2 separate regions of the Homo sapiens genome follow, and region 1 is linked to region 2. The links are chromatin loops, found by intact Hi-C in ENCODE. Cell type or tissue: heart left ventricle. All regions are shown on one strand. Links, peaks and the distances in the headings refer to the core of each region. The heading gives the core; the rest is flanking DNA.

Region 1 (5,376 bases), core at 183-5,182, 350 kb after region 2:
AGCCTGTGGAGTCCAGAGTTGAGAGAAGCCAGAGAAGGAGTCAGAACCACGGACAGCTCCTCTTGCCCCTGCCCCTGCCCCAAGACTGCTGAGTGATTTCTACAGAGTATGGTCCTTAACACAGCATCCTCAGTCTTTCTGGCTATATTCTCCACTCTCACCCCTCATGAATAAAACACTCATATTGTAAATGGCTCTGGCATGGAAAAGTTGGGTCATCATAGTCTACATGAAATTCTCCCCTCTCCAGTTTTCTGGGCTGACTGGGAAGAGGTTAGGGAACCCCGTGCTTCTGGTCTCATAGTGAGTCTTAGAGGAAGGGCTCAGGCTGCTGGGGATACCACTTCTTCCTTCCCAGGGTTCTAATTCCTTTGGGTCTCTGCTATTTCTGAGATAGAGGCTATGGCAGAACAGGATTAAAAGACCTGGTATTTCTCAGCTCTCTGGGGGGAGTCTCAATTAAACTAACATTTATTAAGCCCTCACTATGCTCCAGGTACTGTTATAAGCAGTTTTGAAGATAAAGATGAATAAGGCATGATTCCTATCCTCAAAGGCAGTGACATCTTGCCAGTGTGTGCTGGTAGCCAGACAGAGAGTTGGAAGCCCACAGACATAATGTACTTCTTTCTGATTAAGGCAGGGACATAGTTCTTGGGAACATATTTCCTAAACAACGGTTTAGGCACTTTAACAGGAGAGACTGTAGACAAGCTCTCCTGTTAGGGTTAGGGTAGACAGACCTTGTCCTTACCTTCCCCACACCCATGCCTGCCACCCTTACTAATCTGATCTGTCAAATCCCTCTAATTAGGCCTGTGGAGATACACAGAATGTGGCTCAATGCTTTCACACTTGTCTTGACTACGTGATCACTGTTGAGTGTCATGGGAAGATCTCATCCTGATTTTGTGAAGTGTCTGGGGCAGAAGATGGTCCTAATGATTATGGCTACTGTTATTCAACCAGACTTGGGAAACTGCTGCTAATCCTAAGACAATCAGAATGGATGATGAGATGGAGGGAAAGAAAACTCAGGAGTTTTTGTTTTGTTTTCATCTTAGGAAAGAGGAGAGGTGCATTAAGGATATTTGAGCATGATTTGCGAGTATGTTTCTTTCCACAGACTCATAATGCCACTTGAATGATCAAGTGAGGAAGAAGAGTTCCCTTCCACTGCATGCTTTTCTGGACAAGACTAACCCGGATACACCCTGATATTGGGGGGTGTAGCAAACAGAGATAAAGAGGCTGCCTCTCATCACCTCATCTTCTTGACCACCTGACACAGTGGCTGGTGAGGGTGCAGAATGGTGGCTGGCAAGATGGGCCGGCACACAGAACGGTGTGTTAGAACAGGCATCAGAAGACCTGGGTTTGGGTGATGGCTGGTTTGGGTGTCCCTTCCTTGCTGTGTGGTTCTGAGTAAGACATTCAAACCTCACTAGACTCAATATTACTTGGTTGTAAAAAGAGGAGCAATAAAGTGCTTTTGCTGCAGTAATTCACAAAGGTTTCTATTTGTTTGTTTTTGACTGTTTTGTTTTGTTTTTTTTTGAGACAGAGTCTCACTGTTACCCAGGCTGGAGTGCAGTGATGCAATCACAGCTCACTGCAGCCTTGACCTCAAGTGATCCTCTCATCTCAGCCTCCTCAGTAGCTGGGACTACAGGCATAAGCCACCACACTTGGCTAATGTTTGCATTTTTGGTAGAGATGGAGTTTCGCCATGTTGCCCAGGCTAGTCTCAAATTCCTGGGCTCAAGTGATCTGCCTACCTCAGCCTCCCAAAGTGCTGGGATTACAGCTGTGAGCCACAGCCCCTGGCCTCACAAAGTATTTTTGAGAATCAAATGTTTGTATCTTTAATACCTAACAGAGTCCCAGGCATGTCATGAATACTTTAGATGTTCCGTATACAAATGACTGGTGGGATACACTGAAATTTGAAAACTGTGGAGTGCTGTGTAAATATTTGTTATTTTATTGCCTTAAAGGCTATTTTATCAATGCCTAGTCTGAGTTTATTCTGTGTTATGGAAAAAATTTTAACTGTTTAATCCACGTTAAAGCAAAATAGCTTAGCTCCTATGGAAGAGAGGTTGCAAACTACCGAGTTGGGTTTCGTCAGTGACCGTGACAGATAGGCTAGTCCTCCGCAGGGGTTTGGAAGAAGTGAGGAACAACACAACATTCAGGACAGCTCTGGGCAGCCATTTGGGAGACCCAGCAAAGGCTAGAGAAGGCTTTGAGCAGATAGCTTTGCAGAGACATGTTTCTACAGAAGACAAAAGGGTGAATGAAGAAAGCGGTATGCATCAAGGAGGTGGAATTTAATATTTAACAACTCTATCCTAATTATAACAAATAGAACTTATAGGCCCAAAGCCAGAGAAAATAAAGTGGCTTAAAGACAGCAAAATGATAACCAAAGAAATGTTGAGAACATGAACGTCATCACAGTTATAGAAATGACAAAGCATTCCTTAGGCACTGCAAAGTTAAAAATATATTTCTCACTTGGTTTATATCCTATTTCATAGTTTATATTTATAAGTGAATTCAACAACTTTAGGATTACTATTATGAATAAACAAGCATAATCCCTTCTTTTTTTTTTTTTGAGACAGGTTCTCACTCTGTCATCCAGGCTGGAATGCAGTGGCACAATCATAGCTCACTGCAGCCATGACCTCCTGGGCTCAGGCAATCCTCCCATCTCAGCCTCCAAGTAGATGGGACCACGGGTGCATGCCACCATGCCCAGCTATTCTTTTTTATTATTTGTAGAGATGGGATCTCACAATGTTGTTTAGGCTGGTCTTGAACTCCTGGGGCTCAAGCAATCCTCTCACCTTGGCCTCCCAAAGTTCTGGGATTACAGGCATGAGCCACTGCACCCGGCACAAACATAATCCTTTATAGAAAATCCATGGGAAATGAACTGGTGATTTAGCTTTTTTTCTTAATTTTTAAAGCCTGAACTAAGTCAAATTAATGCTCTGAAATCACAAACAATGGAGAACCACTAATCACCCAGGGAGAAAGCAGGAGGAACTAAGCTTCCTCTCTAAAAATATTTGCCCAGAAACACTGGCTCTTTCATACTGATGGAAGCATCAATGTGGTGGTCATCAACTGTGTTCAGTTTTCTGCCACCCTGGGGTAATCAGAGTCAATGTGCTGCCAGGGAGGGAATAATGGCTCAGGAAGGGAGCTGAGGGCTGCCCTCCCACCAACCTGGCCTTGAGTGGGAGCTACCTTTGTTGTCGTGCCAGACCCTCAGCTTGCAGAGGTGGCCCAAGCTCAGCATGTCAGGGAAGTTGAATGTGTCCGTGTTGTTCCGCTCAAACTTGTTCCAGTTTGCCGACTGCTTCAGGGCCAGTGTCCCACTATCCCCGTTCTCCCCGAAGATGATGATGAACACGTTGGCATCAGTGCCTGCTCCTGGGGGGTGCACAAGGTGAGGCTTAGGGTGCCAGCCTCTTTGACACACAGTCCTCTTGCTCTGGCCTTGATCCCGGACTCCTCAGAGGAGTCAGGGGTACAGGTGGACAGAGTACAGACTCAAGAAGGCCAGGGGTGAGGTTGGAAAGGGTCAATTACTGTCCCAGGTCTCCAATTCTCTTCTTCATCTTATCTTTGTGCCTTACAAAAGCTTTTGGTCTAACTGGAGTCATGGTCAGCAAGTGTGAATGGTTTAGTACAAAACTCATCTATTTCTGGGGAAATATACCCAAACTTAAAAGGCGTGTCATATAGGCTGGCTTTACAGTTTAGAAACATAGGCTACCTCCTGCACAGTGTGGGTTCAGAAGGAAGCAGGGAAGTTCTGTGTTCCCTAAATCTGTCTCTGATTGACATTCTACACTAGAGCTTCATATCATTTGCTTAAGCCAAATACAGGTATTGGCCCAAGTCAAAAGCAAATGCTTCTGGAAGGGGTGACCCAGTGAAGCTTTTCTGACACACATCTGTGGTTATCAATGAATTTATTATTTTCTGAGTGCATCATAAAGGGATGGAGGGGTCTGAAAACATATGACACTTGGAACTTTAAGCAATAGGGGTAAAAGTTCCATTGTGAGAATAGGAAGAAAGGAGGTACCCCCAACAAAATTTACTAGCTTTATTGACCTATCATTTATGCCTGAGATCCTACTATGAGAGCTTCATTTATCTGGCAAGAGGCTTCTCTGTTGAAAATGTAAGCTACCATGGCCAACAAGTTAATCCTTCATTCACCATTTATAATTAATGTGATGAGCTTGCCAGATTCCTTGTAATGGCTCCTGGAGAGCAGGCTTGGGATAGGGGAGTGTAGGTAGGAGGTACTGCCCCCATGCCTGGATGACAGTGTGTTCCCTCTCAGCTCCTGGCCTTTAACATGCTAATACTTTTGATTAGAAGATCCTTCCTCTGGGTGCCCTGTCTGCCTGGCTTCTGGATTTGTCTTTCTGGACTTGACTTTGGCATTGCATCCATCGGAGCGTCACCGCACTGCACTGTGGTTGCTCCAATGAAGGTCAGACCTGCAAGGTTTGGGCAGCACATCTGTATCCTAAGACCCACAGCCAAAGCCGGCACATGGTAGATGGCCACCAAGCACATGGGTCCGAGCATGCCTGAGGTGCATGACACTTGGGCGAGGGGTGCCAGGCAGCAGAAGGAAGATGGGAAGGCTCTGCATCAAGTGCCTGTACCATTTCCAAAAGTGCTGACCATACTCCCCAGTAATGTTCTCCCCTATTTCCCCAAGGGAGGAGGGAGGGAACCAGTCACTCCCTGGGAGGAGATGCTTTGTCCAGACAGAAAGCGACACACTGTGGAGAAAACTTGGATTGACTAGATTTTGGAAGGCCTTATGAAGAAAAATGCCCTGACCAGAAACAAGGGCCTGAGCCCGAATTTGACGGTTGGAGTGGTAAGGGAGCGGGAGGTGTGAGGGACCCCCGACCCACCCAGGATGTCGCTGGTCTTAACTGCGACGGTGTAGGAGGTCCACTCCATCATTTCTTCCTCATCGATAACGGCACACATTTCACACACCAGGGTCTTCTTGCCCTTCCGCTGGGACAGCCAGTCTCCATAGTAGAACATGGTCAGGTCTCCAGTGTTCATGTTCTTCAGTAGGATCTGGGGGAGAGGGAGCCACCGTGGGAATGCCCTGTCCTCCCTCACCTCCACCAGCACCCCCTGGCTCATGCAGCCCCTCCCCGAATCCCAACCCTGGAGATCCCAGACCTGAGACAAGCGCTTGCGACTGAGACCCACGGGGTGTGGAAAGGGCCCTTTCCAGGACAAAGGCCCTGTCCTGTGTGCCTGGCATGGGATTTGAAGTCCTTACGAGGACTGCCCTAGCTTGGGATTTGGGAA
Region 2 (5,376 bases), core at 98-5,097:
ATTTTTTGCAGAAATGGGGTTTCGTCATGTTCCCCAGGCTGGTCTCAAATTCCTGGGCTCAAGCGATCCACCCTCCTTGACCTCTCACAGCACCCGGCCCTAAATGAGCATTTATTGAGCAATATCTATTCAACAACAAGTTCTGTACTTGGGCTAGAGAGAAATAGACTTGCTCTGGTGCAAAGAGAAGACTCACTTACACAACATAATGAGAAAGCAAATGAAAGACAATCCTGAGCCAAGCAGTGTCTAGCCAGGATGCCCCTTCCCTCCATTCCCAGGGAAGCACACTGAGAGGCACCCAGGATGCCAGTTGTTTAGACACAGCATGCAGCCTTCAGGGAGTGTTGCCGGCTTGGGAATGCTGCCAGAAGCCCCCAGCCCTTCTCCTTCCTCTACCTAGCCTGGTGTGTGGGATCTATTTCCAGTCTTTGGTGTTTGTGTTTGTTTTGTGTTTTTTACTTATTTATGTATTTATTTTGCTTATCAGAAGTGTTTTATCAAAGGCCTACATTTCCTCCCCAGTCTGAGGCTTGAGCAGCTTTGTCAAAATTAAGCAAGAGAGATTTTCAGGCTCTACCCAGCCTCCTCCCACCTCCACATCAATGAATGCAGAGCCTTATTCTGACTTGAATGAGAATAAGTGAAGGGAAGGATATATAGGAAGGAAAATGGTTTAAAAATCGCAAAAATGGCCGGGCTCGGTGGCTCACACCTGTAATCCCAGCACTTTGGGAGGCCAAGGCAGGCAGATCACGAGGTCAAGAGTTCAAGACCAGCCTGACTAATATGGTGAAACCCCGTCTCTACTAAAAATACAAAAATTAGCTGAGCGTGGTGCAAGCCTGTAGTCCCAGCTACTCAGGAGGCTGAGGCAAGAGAATCGCTTGAACCCTTGAGGCAGAGGTTGCAGTGAGCCAAGATTGTGCCATTGCACTCCAGCCTGGGTTACAGAGCAAGACTCCATCTCAAAAATAAAATAAAATAAAAAATCTCAAAAACCTGCTTCTCCCACAGGGCTGTGAGAATGCACATCCTTAGCCCAAATCTGGCATATGGTCAGAACTCAATGAGTGTCAATTATGGGCTCACAATCCCTTACTGGAATTTCCAAAGCCCCCAAAGCTCTAAAACCCAAAGGTTTTTCATAATTCATTTGACAAAACCTGATCTGACCTGAATTCATTTGGCAGCAGAACCTCACCTGAACCCCCATTTTGGTCTACTGCAGAACTCTAAGGCGTGTGACTCCTGGGTGTTCCTCCAGGCGCTGCTTGGGGGTATTATGTTTATGGTATAAGCACCTGATTACCTATCTGAAATCTGGAACATTCTGAATTCTGAAATGTAACTGGCCCCAGGGACCTGTTTCTATAAGAAACCTAGGTTCTAGATGTTGTTTCTGCTGTTACCTAGCTGTGTGACATTAGATGTGGTAGACAGACCCTAGAATGGCCCTAAAATTTCCCATCTGCTACTTTTCATGTTATTTATTTATTTATTTATTTTTGAGGTGGAGCCTAGCCATGTCGCCCAGGCTGGAGTGCAGTGGTGTGATTTCAGCTCACTGCCACCTCCACCTCCCGAGTTCAAGCAATTCTCCTGCCTCAGCCTCCCGAGTAGCTGGGATTACAGGTGTGCACCACCACGCCCAGCTAATTTTTGTATTTTTAGTAGAGACAGGGTTTCACTGTGTTGACCAGGCTGGTCTCGAACTCCTGACCTCGTGATCCACCCACCTCGGCCTCCCAAAGTGCTGGAATTACAAGCGTGAGCCACCACACCTGGCCTATTTATTTATTTTTCAAGACAGAGTCTTGCTCTGTCGCCCAGGCTGGAGTGCAGTGGTGCAATCTCAGCTCACTGCAACCTCCACCTCCCAGGTTCAAGCAATCCTCCTGCCTCAGTCTCCCAAGTAGCTGGGATATAATCCCCTCCCTTGGAATGTGGGTGGGACACATTCAAATTTTGTGTGACTTGATTCTCACAAACAGAATATGGCAAAGGTAAAGAAATTTTGAAGATGTAATTAGGGTCTCAAATCTGTTGATTTCATTTCATCAAAAGGGAGATCATCTGGGTGAGCCTGACTCAATCAGTTAAAAGCCTTAAAAGGCTTTTAAGGACTGGCCCCTCCCTGAGGTTAGAGACTCTCTCTCAGTTATTGGCTTTGAAGAAACTGACCTGCTATGAGAAGACCTATGGAAAGAGCCACTTGGCAAGGAAGAGGGGGCAGCATTTAGTTGCGAGAACATTCGGCTGACCACCAGCAAGAAAATGGGTACTTCGGTCCTACAGCTGCAAGAAGATGGATTCTGCCAACAGCCTGAGGGAGCCTGGAAGCAGGTCTTTCCCTGCTTGAGCCTCTGATGAGACTCCAGCCCCAGCTGACACCTTGATTTCAGCCTGGGGAAACCATGGAGCAGAGGAGGCAGCTAAGCTGAGCTCAGGTTCCTGACCCATAGAAATGACGCTAAGTATGTGCTATTTTAATCTGCTATATGACAATCATTTTTAGATGATTTGTGGGCAACACAGAAAGCCAGTACATTAGGGAAGTCTCTTAACCTCCCTGGGTCCCAGTTGTGCATCTGTAAATTAGGGAAATGGTTGAACCGGGTCACACCTAGGAGCCTCTCAGGCTCTAGCTTTTGGAGACTCTGTATGGGCAGATGCTGAGTGCTGCACCGTTGTGAGAAGGAAGAATCGTTCTCTAATGGGTGAGCAGGCTAGTGCTCTCATGTGGGGGGCTGTGGGTGCCAAGGAGGTGTGTCGTTGAGGTGGCTGCTGCAAAATGCAGACAGCTGAGGACTCACCCTGAGTCCTTGATGACCCATCTGCCAGCAGGCTAGACGCTGACCACAACTGGCACCACGCCTGGCTGCAGAGGCGATCAGCTTTCAAGAGCAGGAAAAACAAATGTCCTCTTTCCCCTGCTCTGTAAGGGACGTGCAACCATGCTGGGCATCCATCCCCACCTCTGTTAATTTACTGGGGGGCAAAGGGTCCACTCTGCAATCTTCCTCCCATGATACCTAAAACTCTTGGGCTTGTGACCTCTAGGACTGCCCTGGGGAGCTCCTGGGAAGCTGAGTCAGGGAGGGCATCAGGTTTCCTGCTAGCTCTTGGCACACTTCTGAAGTAGGTGAGCTTGTGCTTCTGTGCTGTCCCACCCAGCCGGTCTGCCAGGTCTCTCTGCTTCCCACACCCGCTGCCGCCTGCCCCAGGGGCCCGGACCACCAACACACCCCAGAGGTGGGGCACCCACTGTCTGCCTTCCCTCCCCCAATACTCCCTCACACACAGCTGACACGCTCATCTGACTGGCTAAAGGGATTGTCCCTTATTAAATTCCTTGGGGGATGATCTCATTAAGCCTTGTTATGGGTCACTTCTATTTCAGGGAGAATAAATTTGCTGCAATCTATGGGCAGCTAGTTAATTGAAACCTGAGGAAGGGGCTGGGGGAGGGGAGGGCACGGGTGAGGGGGTGGAGCGAGCCTGAAAGTGTGGGAAGTGCCTGGCCTGGTGAGAGCTGAGAGCTGGCTGGGAGGAGGCTGAAGGTGCACATGAGGGTAGCCGATAAGGAGGAGGCCACAGGCAGTGGAGGGAGAGGGGAGACAAAAGCAGGTGTCAGCTGCAGCCTGATGCAGGGAGATAGCCTCCTAACTGCCTCCCAGGCCTCTGTGCTCAGCCCTGCCCCAACATATGAGTCCAGGCCAGCACAAAGTGATAAGCACCTAGGCCAGGATGTAGCAACAGAGATGGAAAAGAAGGAGATATGAGAGAACTTGGAAACAAATTTGATACAGGGATGAAGGAGAGGAGAGGAAAAAACCCAAGATGACCTTTAAAGATGCTTGGAGAATGGGGAGAGGCGCCAGCCGGAGCACAAGCCCAACACAGGCCTCTGAGCAATGCCAAGTTTACTGCTCTGCTGTTTAAAGAATCCTTCTTCACCCATTTCCGAAAAAATGTTTCCTATCTCCGGTTTTCTGGCTCTTCAGCCATTCATCTATTCATGCAAGCATTCATTCGGTTCGTCAGAATGGAGACCTTACGTAGCACTCTATCAGCCCCTCTGCTGAATACCGGCAATGCAAATATAGACAAATAGATTTTATAGGCTAAGCGTCGTGAGTCCACCCAGAGCAGTTAGCCACTCCCAGGAGCTCTTTTCCTTCCATTCCCTCTTTTCCAACAGTTGTGTTGATTTTCAGGATAGCTGCTGCAGAGAAGAGAATTCAAAGATGGAGGAAGGTTTTGTGTTGGGGATCTAAAGCCAAAGGAACTTGTGACTTTTGGTCATGCTGAGAGACAGGTGACCACTAATTGTGTAGCCCTTGGCTGGTCTCTGTCTTTTTGAGACTGAGTTTCGCTCTTGTTGCCCAGGCTGGAGTGCAGTGGCACGATCTCGGCTTACTGCAACCTCTGCCTCCCAGTTTCAAGCAATTCTCCTGCCTCAGCCTCCCAAGTAGCTGGGACTACCGGCATCCATCACCATGTTGGCCAGGCTGGTCTCGAGTTCCTGACCTCAGGTGATCCACCTTGCCTGGTCTCTTAATGCTCTTAGCCTGAATTTTATCATCTGTAAAAGGAGAAATAGGCTTAGATGATTTTAGAAAACTCTTCTACTTTGTATCTATGTTCTTGTTTTATGGATGTGAAAGTACTCTGAAAAGTTTGATTTCTACGCAGATGTGAGGTAGTTCTTTATTTCAGAAAGCAATAACAATGCGAGTGCCCACAGGGTGGATATGGGTTGTGAAATGGAAACTCCATCCCCTACTTCTTGCTTCCCTGTGGAGGGGTCTCTATTGGAGCCACATTCCTGGAGTCTCTCTGGCCTGACTCTCCCGGCAAGAAGAATGGTTCCCATCCGGTAATATTTTCTCCACCCAATATTTTACCTGAAATGTCACCAGGAAATATTAATCCCCATGGATCTCATGTCAGCTGCCCTCCTTTATATTTCAAGACCATGGTGGGAGGTAGAGCATGAAACCAGATCACCTTCTGGTGTGAAGATTTCAAGGGAGAAGTTGAGGTGGGAAGCCTCACCAGGTATTCTCTTTAGGACTTGCCTGAGAGTAGATTCTGGGCTGCTCAGACAGGGCAGCGCTCCTGTGACTGGTTGAATAGTCTGTCTACATTTGCTGTGACAGGAATGGGATAGGAAGTTCATGGAGGCTGCTCATTTGCACCGTGTCCCCCAATCCAGCTTTGATCTGCCATAAAGTTGACATTTAAGTGTTCGCCTGTTTCCTGCATCTTATTTTTTAGTTGCTTCCAAACTTGAGGAGAGAAAGAGAAAGGGTTATTTATTACACAGGCCCCAACCCTAGCAAGAGAAAAAAAAAAAATCACAGTCCACGT

The links. Hi-C counts contacts between places; a loop is a spot of excess contacts. Peaks named below come from ENCODE experiments on the same cell type or tissue, not always from the same donor. Only the 100,000 strongest peaks of a DNase experiment are listed, where the experiment ranks them.
Region 1: it touches region 2 in a loop (3-fold over the local background); 8 of 110 quality-filtered maps call a loop at or near these places.

The regions. Positions count from the first base shown.
Region 1 is chr18:46,502,577-46,507,952 of GRCh38, forward strand. LOXHD1 (lipoxygenase homology PLAT domains 1) reads right to left here. Exons shown (of 41, transcript NM_001384474.1): 36 at 4,962-5,136; 37 at 3,262-3,447. Among named protein-coding and RNA genes, the nearest start is that of LOXHD1, 150 kb to the right of the region's middle. RefSeq lists a silencer at 1-137. In heart left ventricle, for the core only: no CTCF peak of the experiment used is centred there; no DNase peak of the experiment used is centred there.
Region 2 is chr18:46,149,799-46,155,174 of GRCh38, forward strand. No RefSeq gene overlaps it. Among named protein-coding and RNA genes, the nearest start is that of ARK2N, 22 kb to the right of the region's middle. In heart left ventricle, for the core only: no CTCF peak of the experiment used is centred there; DNase peaks (open chromatin) are centred at 2,863 and 3,199.